Linked DNA regions of Homo sapiens: region 1 is linked to region 2. Evidence: chromatin loops called from intact Hi-C (ENCODE). Cell type or tissue: heart left ventricle. All regions are shown on one strand. Region 1 overlaps PIEZO1 (piezo type mechanosensitive ion channel component 1 (Er blood group)). Region 2 holds the start of LINC02138 (long intergenic non-protein coding RNA 2138).

Region 1 (5,000 bases), 430 kb before region 2:
AGCCCCGGGGAAGTGCACGGGGTTTCGGCGCCCCTGCCCCACCGCCCCAGCCTGGACTCACTGCTCGTCGGTGAAGCCAGTGAGGTTGCGCCAGTAGGCAGGGAAGTCCTGGAACTGGAAGGTGTAGACGGCGATGAGGACCAGCATGGTGTAGGCCACCACGAGCCACCAGAAGGCCTTGAGCAGCTTCCGCCACAGGCTGTAGTAGACCTGCCGGGTGAGGTGGGGGTGGTGAGGACCGCGGGGAGGGTCCGTGCCCCAGCCCCCATCCCGGCCCCCCAGCCACCTGGAAGAGGGTGAGGCAGAGCAGGAAGAGGAACATGTAGACAATCTTGTAGACCACGAGGCGGCCGGCGAAGCTGACCACGATGAACATGCCAGCACACACATAGATCCAGTACTTGGCGTACACGCCCTTCACCAGCTCCCCCAGGCTCTGCAACAGCGTCTGCGTCCGCGTGGGCTCTGTGGGCCAAGCCAGGGGCAGGCGATGGCATCAGGGCGGGCAGGCAGGAGGGCAACCCCCGCCTCTGGCCCACCACTCACCTGTGTCTGCCACGGTGACCTCCGTCAGCGCAGCTGGAGACTCTGCCCACTTCAGCAGCTTCTCTTTCACAAACTGGCGCAGCAGGAGCCAGAAGGTCAGGGTGTAGAGCAACTGTGACAAGCGCAGGGTGTCACAGTCAGCCGGGGGGCCCAGCACCCCTCCCACAGCCGGGGGACCCAGCACCCTCCTATAGCAGGGGGCAAGAGCTCTCAGGCGGCTGGCACCAGCCCATCCACCGCAGCCTCCCCACAGGCACCGAACACCCTCTCGCTCACACCCACTCAGAGGCACACGAGCACACACTCTCACATCCATGGATGAGTGCATGGGTTCACTTGCGCTCACACGCAGAGTCACACACGGGTTCACTAGTTCACGTGGGCACAGATCCATGCACGCACCTGCACACATGTCCACATGCTGGAGTGCATGTTTGCCCACATGCGTGCTCACATATGCACACAAGCTCACAGGTGCATATGTTGGCACACAGGCTCACAAGTTTCACAAGATGAGACCCACTGGCCTGCAAACAGGTGTCCAGACACGATGCTGGCACCCGTTTCACATGGACACGCAGGCACCCTGTGAACACATGGCCTGCACAGCTTGTCACTGAGACCCAGGGCTGTGCATGGTGCCAATGGGCAGAGCCCACGCTCACACACACTGTCAGGGGCGCAGGGGTGGTGCCTGTGCCAATGGGCATAGCCCATGCTCACACACAGTGTCGGGGCACAGGGGTGGTGCCCGTGCCAACAGAGCCCACGCTCACACAGTGTCAGGGCACAGGGGTGGTGCCCGTGCCAACACAAGGTTGTCTGTTTATTCAGTCAACAAACGCTCACTGAGAAGCTACTCTGGGCTGGCTCTGGGTGGGCAGAAGGGGACAGACAGACACATCTGCCTTCTTGGCGCTGCCACTCCCCCGGGCAAGTGGACATTGAACAGGACGACAACCCTGATGGGTCTGCGCACCCAGGCACCCCCGGATGTGGTGGTGCACACTCACCATGGCACCAAGGTCCAGACAGGGGTAGCGGGTGTGCTCCAGCCCCAGCTGGCGCAGGCTGACGGGGCCCAGGGTGGTGGGCAGCTCAGGGCGCAGGTCCATGGCCCACACGTAGCGTAGGCAGCACAGCGTCATCCCATACAGCAGGATGCAGGGCGAGCACAGCATGGCCAGTTGGTGGCGGCTGCGCACCGTCCAGATGAGGCAGGCCCAGAGCAGCAGTACGAAGGTCAGCCAGCTGTGGTAGGTGATGCTCCATACCTGCGCGGCAGAGAGGGCTGCACAGCTGCCCAGCGCACCCCACCCAGGCGATGCCCCACACCTGCGCGGCAGAGGGGGCTGCACAGCTGCCCAGCGCACCCCACCCAGGCGATGCCCCACACCTGCGCGGCAGAGGGGGCTGCACAGCTGCCCAGCGCACCCCACCCAGGCGATGCCCCACACCTGCGCGGCAGAGGGGGCCGCCCACCCCAACCCCCACAGCCGCCTACCATCATGGCAATGAGCGCGCACACATAGCTCTGGTCCATGATGAGGTGGCCCAGGCTGTGGAGCGGAGACGCCTCCCTGGGCTCAGCCCGCTTGGGCCGCACTGCAGGTGGGGACAGCGGTCAGCTTCGGCAGGTTGATCTGCAGGCCTCCCCACCCTGACTATGCCCTAAAATCTGGGCCCTGGGCAAGCACACAGCAGGAGAGACAGGCCCCCGGTGGGCTATGGGCAGAACACGAGGGCTCCGGCAATTGGGCTGACACCGTCCCTGAGCGTCAGGGATGGCCCTGCCAGCACCTGCCGTTCTCTGGGCCTCACTTTCCTTGAAAGGGTGGGAAAGGTGGCCCTGACCCCCTTTCCAGCTCTGCGCACCTGAAGACTCTCAGGACCCCCACCCCAGGGCCGTGGCTTCATTTGCTTCATTCAGAAACACATTGCAAAATGGAAAATCAAGGGTTAGGGTAAAGAAAGAAAGTAGCCAGAAAGAGCCCCCAGGCCCTCCCAAGGCGACGTGGCCAACACAGAGTTCCCAGGCCAGCCCCTGCCCTGGACGAGCGGCCTCCTGGGGCCACTGGGCCACCTGGAGCAGCTCCCAGAGCTAACAGCACAAGACAGCATAGCCACATTCTCTGGGGAGGGGTTGGGGGACCTGGAGGCCCCCCATGGGGTCTTGGGGATCAACGACGCGGCCACTCAGCTGCCCTGGGGGTCTTGGGGGTTGGTCAGTGACATGGCCACTCGGCTGCCCTGGGGGTCTCGGGGGTCACTGACACCGACCCGTGGATGTCCTGGGCCCCCGAGGGGGCGGCAGGCAGAGGTGCGGCGCGAGCATGCGAGAGCGCCAGGCGGCCACCAGGGGGCAGCACCGGCCTCCGCCCCGCCCCCCGCACCCAGCCATACCTTGCAGTGTGCGGTACTCACCAGGCCGCCGCAGGACGGAGCTCTGGCCGGTCAGCTCGTGCACGATGCAGTTATCAGCCTCGGTGTCGGGTGCTGTGGGCACCACGTGCTGTGGGCAAGCAGCGCTGAGCCATGCACGGGCTGGCCGGGCGCCCCCCACGCTGGCGTCTCCACCTGCCTGGCTGCTCACCTGGTCAGACTCCCGTTCCTGGGGCCACTGGTCCAGCTCTGCTAGCTCCAGCTCCCGAGCCTCATACCCCTTTGCCGCCTCCTTCCTCTGCAGAGACCAGCGTCTTGAGCCCAAACCAGCTCCACACCCCACCCAGAGGCAGGAGGTCCTGAGACCAGCCCCATGGCCTGGCCTCAGCCCACCCACCATGGGTGGCAGGTGCTCACCTGGCCGGAGGGGCGGTACGCGCGGAGCTTGCGCAGAGAGGCCGTGGCGTAGCACAGCAGCAGGAGGACGCCGGGGCTGGCATACACAGGCCAGTCCAGGCCGGTGTTGAGGACCAGCGCGTGGGGGCTGGAGCAGTTGGTGGGACCCACGAAGTCCTTGAGACCCAGCACCCTGTCCAGAGAAGACCCGTCACAGCCTACCACCCCAGAGGCAGTGGGGCCACAGGGGCTAGACGAGCCAGGTGGGCGGGACCAGGGTGGCAGGAAAAAGGGGCTGTGTGGCAAGCCGTTACCTAGCCCAGATGCCGGCAGGCGGGAGCAGAGCCTGTGCCAAGGGCATCTGGTAGCAGTAGAGGCAGATGAGATGGCCGGCGCCGAAGCACCCCACCGCGACGCAGAGTCTGCTGAAGCCCCGAGTGCTGATGGGAAAGTGGCAGGCCCACCAGGTGCAGAGGGCCAGGAAGAGCAGCAGGTAGACACTGGAGAGGGCCGAGGGGTGGGCGATGCCTGCGGGGCAGGGGCACACAGGGTGGTACCTGGCCAGTGCCATGTGTCCCGCTGTCTCCACAGTCATCAGGGAACTCCCAAGACCCCTCCCAGTGTGACTGCCAGTGCCCCCTGCCTCGGTGCGTACCTGCCAGTGCAAGCAGTGTTACGGCCAGGACCCGCCCAGCCGCCACCAGCAGCCAGTGGGCCGTGACTCGGAAACGAGCGGCCAGCCGTGACCTCCGTGTAGGGGCCAGCGTTGCTGCTTCCTGCAGCCCTGCCGTCGGGCTGGCATCCACATCCCTCTCATCATCATCCTGCCAAGGTCACGGACAGGGGCAAGGTCAGGTGTATCGCACTGACGCCACCTCTCCAGCCCACACCTGCCCAGCCAGGAGCGTGGGAGGCGGCCACATCCACAGCTGCTCCTCTGAGGGCCACAGGACAGCCTCCCCGGGCACAGGCCCCAGCCGTCCCTGAGGTCTGCCTGACACCTTCCTACTTCCTCACTCAAGCTCACAGTTCCTGCAGGCCTTCCTGGTAGCAGCTCCCACCCTGGCCGAAGACCCAGGGTCTGTCCTGCCAAGCCCAGGCACGTGATGACCTTGCCAGGTACAGACAGACCACAGACTGTCCTATACCACCTCATCTCCCCGAACCACGCACCCAGGGAGCAGCGGGGCCCTGTCTATACCCCGGGGGGTCTCTAGAGACCAAGGGGGCCTGAGGGACATGGCCAGGCTCCAGGGTCTCCTGTGTACCCCTGCCAGCCTTCTGGGTGGCTCTGCCTGGAAGATAGGGGTGGTACTCCTGCCCTCCCCAAGCCTCTGGGGGGACAGAGGTGGCCAGCTGCCTAGAAGAAGTGACAGGCCGGCCTGGGGCTGGGGAGAGAGACCTGCCGGGCCTGTTTTCCCTGGACCTGACTAAAGATTTCCCAGAACACAGCCATTTCCCAAACACCAGGGAAAGCCAGGTGTGGTGGAAAGAACACGGCTGTCGTCAGATGCCCTGGCTCTGGCCTGGCTGCCACCGGCCCAGTGTCCCCATCTGTGACTCGGGGGCTCTCCTGGTGGCTGAGGCGCCAGGTGCCCGGGCTGAGACCGCAGGCTGTGGGGCTGGACGATAGGCCCCACCCCAGCTCTGACAGTCTCCGTGCTCTGCAGGCCGAG
Region 2 (5,000 bases):
TTGCTCCCAAATTTGTCTCCCGTCCACTTGATATTGATTGAAAGACGATGGAGGAGGTGGGGAGGGGCGGGGCTGCCTGAGCTGACTCAGGGACCCCTAACCCCTTCCTCTCTGCCCCGATTGCAGGGGTGCCAAGCACAGCTGTGCTGGGAAGAGCAGGAGGCAGCGGAGAGGACCTGGTGCCCTCCGTGTCCAGCACACGCCCCCTGGCCTCTGCCCTCCCTCCCACCCAGCTCTGGCCCAGAAGCGCCTGCCACCAGGCGGCCCATCCTTCCAGAAGCTTCTAGCAGATGGGACCGTCATCTCCCAGCCGTGGCCCTGGCCGGCCCCCCCAAAGGGCAGGGTGTGGAATGACCCAGGGCAATGCTGGGCTCCTCCGATGACGAAGCCGGAAGCTCAAAGGGTCTCTCTGAGGACTGGGGGCCTTACCCCAAGTTTCTTCATGTCCAGGGATCAGAACTGAGAGCTGCCAGCTCCTGAGGCAGCCCTGCCCTCCACAGGTGCCAACCACCACCCAGGAGACGGGATGGTAGGAACAGTAAGATGGTGGTCAGGAGGCAGCCACCCTGGCCTCCTCCAGTCTGGGCACCACCCAGCTCCAAGAGCCAGGCTGGGTGGCCAGGGCACTGCCACTGTCCCATGGCACAGGCTACCTTCAGGGACACTGGGGATGAGGCAGCCCCTGGACTATAGATGCAGCCGGGGTCCCTTTAACTCCCATCCCTACCCCGTGCCCTTCTCCCTACCCAGAAGCTCCTGTCCTTGCAAAGGACAGCACCCCCGCCCGCCCTCCCTGGGCAGCCAGCAGTTCTCACTGCCCTCTCCGGGGTGCTCAGTGCCTGTGGCTGACGGGGAGGACAGGTTTTGGGGGCACTGCCCTGTGCTCCCCATGCCCACCCTACCATGGGCCCAGCATGCTCAGGAGGACCCCGTCACACGACCTTCCTTCCAGGGCCCCAGAGCATGCGGAGCCCCTCCTCCCCTCTGCGGCCCCTTCCTGCTCCCTCTTCCACCCTCCTCCCTCCCTCCTGTCACAGTGTTGGGTTATGGGGATAAAGGACAGAGGCCTGGGGCACTGAGGGAGGGACAGAGACACCCACGCAGCGGGGGAGAGGACAGACGTCCGGAACTGGGTAGAGATGGGCCGTGGGTGGGATTTGCTGGGGACAGAGACCTATGCAGTGGAGGAGAGGACAGACGTCCGGAACTGGGTAGAGATGGGCCGTGGGTGGGATCTGCTGGGGACACAGACCCACGCAGCAGGGGAGAGGACAGACGTCCGGAACTGGGTAGAGACGGGCCTGCCGTGGGTGGGATCTGCTGGGGACACAGACCCACGCAGCAGGGGAGAGGACAGACGTCCGGAACTGGGTAGAGATGGGCCGTGGGTGGGATCTGCTGGGGACACAGACCCACGCAGCAGGGGAGAGGACAGACGTCCGGAACTGGGTAGAGACGGGCCTGCCGTGGGTGGGATCTGCTGGGGACACAGACCCACGCAGCAGGGGAGAGGACAGACGTCCGGAACTGGGTAGAGACGGGCCTGCCGTGGGTGGGATCTGCTGGGGACACAGACCCACGCAGCAGGGGAGAGGACAGACGTCCGGAACTGGGTAGAGATGGGCCGTGGGTGGGATTTGCTGGGGACAGAGACCTATGCAGTGGAGGAGAGGACAGACGTCCGGAACTGGGTAGAGATGGGCCTGCCGTGGGTGCGATCTGCTGGGGACACAGACCCACGCAGCAGGGGAGAGGACAGACGTCCGGAACTGGGTAGAGATGGGCCGTGGGTGGGATCTGCTGGGGACACAGACCCACGCAGCAGGGGAGAGGACAGACGTCCGGAACTGGGTAGAGACGGGCCTGCCGTGGGTGGGATCTGCTGGGGACACAGACCCACGCAGCAGGGAAGAGGACAGACGTCCGGAACTGGGTAGAGATGGGCCATGGGTGGGATTTGCTGGGGACACAGACCCACGCAGCGGGGGAGAGGACAGATGTCTGGAACTGGGTAGAGATGGGCCTGCCATGGGTGGGATCTGCTGGGGAGGGGAGCGTTCGCATGGTGTGGGGGGCTGGACAGCCACTCTCTCCGGGACCACAGCTTTCTGGGCTGGGGCAGGACAAGGCCACTCATGCCCCACTTGCCCTTCTGAGGTTCAGCCAAATGAGGCTCCCACCCCCATGACTCACAAGGCAGCTGGGAGCTCCGGCACTACCCGTGGGGATGGTCAGGACTCTAGGGGCCTTGGGGGGTGTGGGCCACTCCACCGTCAGCCCCAGCCCCATCCCCAGCCACAGCCTGTCTTTGGAGGGTGCTGACTGGGGGCCATTGCAGCTTATGGATCCCTGTGAAAGCCTGAACATCGGGAGCAGCCTGGTGACCTCTGCTCTCTGGTTCCCCCAACAGTGCTGTCCCACGTCCCCACCCCTGTGGCCAGCTCCGCCCACTCAGCCTCAGCCTTGCTGGGGCCTGGCCCGACCTCAGGAGTCCCTGCTGGCCTGGCCACCCTTGTGCCTTCGCCTCAGCCATCGGGGAGGCTCGGGTGGTCTCAGGGCCAACGCCAGGTGAGACCTCAGGTGAGCTGCCCCCCACCTTCCCAGTGCTCAGGGCCAGGGAAAGGGTGGTGGGCATGGACCACACTTGCAGCCCCCCCCTGGGGCATGCCTGGCCGCTGGCCTCCCTGATCCCTGCCCGGGTTGGGGCTCCAAGGGCAGGAAGTCAAGGCGTCCACGCTTGGTGACAGTGCTGGGCCGGCCTGGAGGGGGCAGGCATGTCCAGCATGGAGACGGAAGCAGGGAAGAGCCCATCGTCCCCTCCCAGCTCTGCCCTGAACACCCTCCAGCAATCGGAGGAGCCCGCTGCCCTTCCCCCACCCGCCTCCACTGGCATCCCTGGAGCCACACTGCCCCCTGCCGGGGCTGGCGGGTGTGATGGGCCACCAGGCCACCAGCCCTGACCCCGCCAGCCCTGAGCCCGCCAGTCCTGAGCCCACCCGAGCTCTTACGGCTGCACCTTGAGCCAGTGCCTGGTTGGCTCCTCTGTCACTGTGGGGAGATGGGACGCAAAACCAGTGTCAGGCTGGCTGGGCAGGACAGGACCCCACTTCCCCAGGTCAGGGACAGGCCTGAGGGAGCCCCAGACAGGCCCGCCACCCCCTGACCCCTCTGTGCCCAACTCCCCGTAGAGCCAGGACTGACCGTCAGGCTCCAGGGACCTGCTGTCCCCAGGTCCTCAGGAGGGCCAGCACCACCCCGCCCCCACCAGCAGCCCCTCCTGTCTAACATGTCCGTCTGTCTGTCTGTCTGTCTGTCCGTGTGTTTTGAATGCCCAAGATGTTTTAAACAGACTTCTCGAATATTCTTTTCATGTGTGTTGCAGGGGGGGTCAGGGGCTTCTGAACAAAAACGGCACCCCCATACCTGATGGGGCTCCTCTGAGCCCACCTGGACTGACCCCCTGTGGCCGCCAGGGGCAGCTGGTGGCCTGCCTGAATGTGGGGGCAGTGTCACCCCTGAGCCCAGAGAGCCGGAGCACAGCAGGGTCCAGGATGGCCCCAGCTACAGACACTGCCTGGCTTCCTCCACACCCCGAGATCCAGCTGCGTCTCCTCTGTCCCGGGGAAACTTACGGGAAACTTATGGGCGGAAGTCCCTCTGCAGGGCCCACTACCCAGAGCCAGCCACATGCACTCAGGCCAGGGCTCAGGGGCCGTGGGGGCTGGTGGCCCCAGCCCTTCTGGATCCACTCCCCACCCCTCACTCACTCCGTGGGGACCTTCATCTGCCTAGATGGGCTGGTCTGTGCTCTGACGGCCCCAGGACTGGGTGTCGGCCTCACCCCAGCGCCCTGGCGGCCTCCCGGCCAGAGTAGAATGTTGGAAGGGCATGGCCCATGGCCGACGCCAGGCTCCCGGCCAGGGCCCACCTGTGTTTGTCTCCTCACCCCGGCCTCCTCCAGCCTCAGGCCCTGCCTGTCAGACAGGGGCACTTGCCCAGGGGCTCCTCAGGGAGCAGTTGGTACCTGCAGAGCAAGCCCCCAGAGCCCCTGCCACAGGCACCCCAGCCTCAGGTCAGGTCTGGAATGGACACAGCCCCCAGACCAAGACCAGGGCCTCCTCACCCCGGGGTCCCCTCCCTTGGTGTCGGGTGTCACCCAAACTCCCTGGACGTCACCCTTCTGCCCTCCACGCCCCACACCCTGGGTAGGAGCCGCCTTCACAGCTGCTAACCCCTGCCCTCCAGCCCCCACTGCCTCTTCGGTAACGGGGCTGTGACTGGCCTAAGCCCTGGGCCTCCACAGGGCCCCTGTCCAGCCCACCTTGCTCAACCGCAGCGTTCCGCATCACGCCTGCCCCTTAGTGGTTGGGGTGTGCATGTATATTTATACACTGTAATTACATAAATACAATTTAATAATCAAGGGTCAAGTGCCGTTACTGCACTGTGCAATTACAGAATCACTCCAGAGCAGACACCATGGCATCTCAGCTGAAAACCGGCACCCGCCTGCATCTATCGTGAGAAAGTTGGAAATTCCTTAGCCCAGCCTCGACCACTGCCTGCGGTGTTGGGAGGAGTGGCCAAGGGCTGGGGGTGGGGGGACCTCTGGGACATCCAAGACTGCAAGGCTCCTGGGGGGTCCGGGACCCTGTTTGTTGTCCCCCCGTTCCTCATACTGGGGAGAGGAAATAGGATGGGAACTGAGGCTGTGGACCAGGGAGCCCCCTCTACATCTTGGCCGGCCCACCCCCACCTCATGCCCATGAGGTGCGTCCCCCGAGGTGGAGAGTTGAGGTGGGCAAGGCAGAGGGCAGGAGTGATGGGGGTGAGTCCCAAAGGCTCAGGACTGCAGACTCTGGAAAAAGGAGGAGAAGGCCCAGAGTGGGGTCCTAGCTGGAGGCTTGGGGTGCTGAGGGAGGGTCCGGCGTCTCCAGGTCCACCAGGAAAGGGAAGGGCTCTTCTAGGGCTGATGGTCCTGCAGCCGAAAATGTACCCCT

What was found. A loop is a pair of places that touch in the nucleus more often than their neighbours do. Peaks named below come from ENCODE experiments on the same cell type or tissue, not always from the same donor. Only the 100,000 strongest peaks of a DNase experiment are listed, where the experiment ranks them.
Region 1: a loop joins it to region 2, with 8 times the contacts of the local background. A loop is called at or near these places in 72 of 110 quality-filtered maps.

The regions. Positions count from the first base shown.
Region 1 is chr16:88,734,589-88,739,588 of GRCh38, forward strand. It overlaps PIEZO1 (piezo type mechanosensitive ion channel component 1 (Er blood group)), which reads right to left. Exons shown (of 51, transcript NM_001142864.4): 6 at 3,980-4,148; 7 at 3,639-3,852; 8 at 3,346-3,517; 9 at 3,140-3,226; 10 at 2,971-3,058; 11 at 2,051-2,151; 12 at 1,560-1,820; 13 at 547-658; 14 at 287-465; 15 at 62-210. HSALR1 (HSP90AB1 associated lncRNA 1) reads left to right here. Exons shown (of 3, transcript NR_103774.1): 2 at 3,233-3,817; 3 at 3,916-5,000. Among named protein-coding and RNA genes, the nearest start is that of PIEZO1-AS1, 5.7 kb to the right of the region's middle. RefSeq lists a silencer at 2,768-2,987. In heart left ventricle, CTCF peaks have their summits at 2,892 (motif pointing right) and 3,113; a DNase peak (open chromatin) is centred at 2,983.
Region 2 is chr16:89,164,727-89,169,726 of GRCh38, forward strand. LINC02138 (long intergenic non-protein coding RNA 2138) reads left to right here and starts at 1,657. Exons shown (of 3, transcript NR_046200.1): 1 at 1,657-1,773; 2 at 2,411-2,580; 3 at 3,383-4,421. RefSeq lists enhancers at 2,045-2,893, 2,894-3,741. In heart left ventricle, CTCF peaks have their summits at 2,904 (motif pointing left) and 3,103; a DNase peak (open chromatin) is centred at 2,895; H3K27me3 peaks cover 3,879 bases.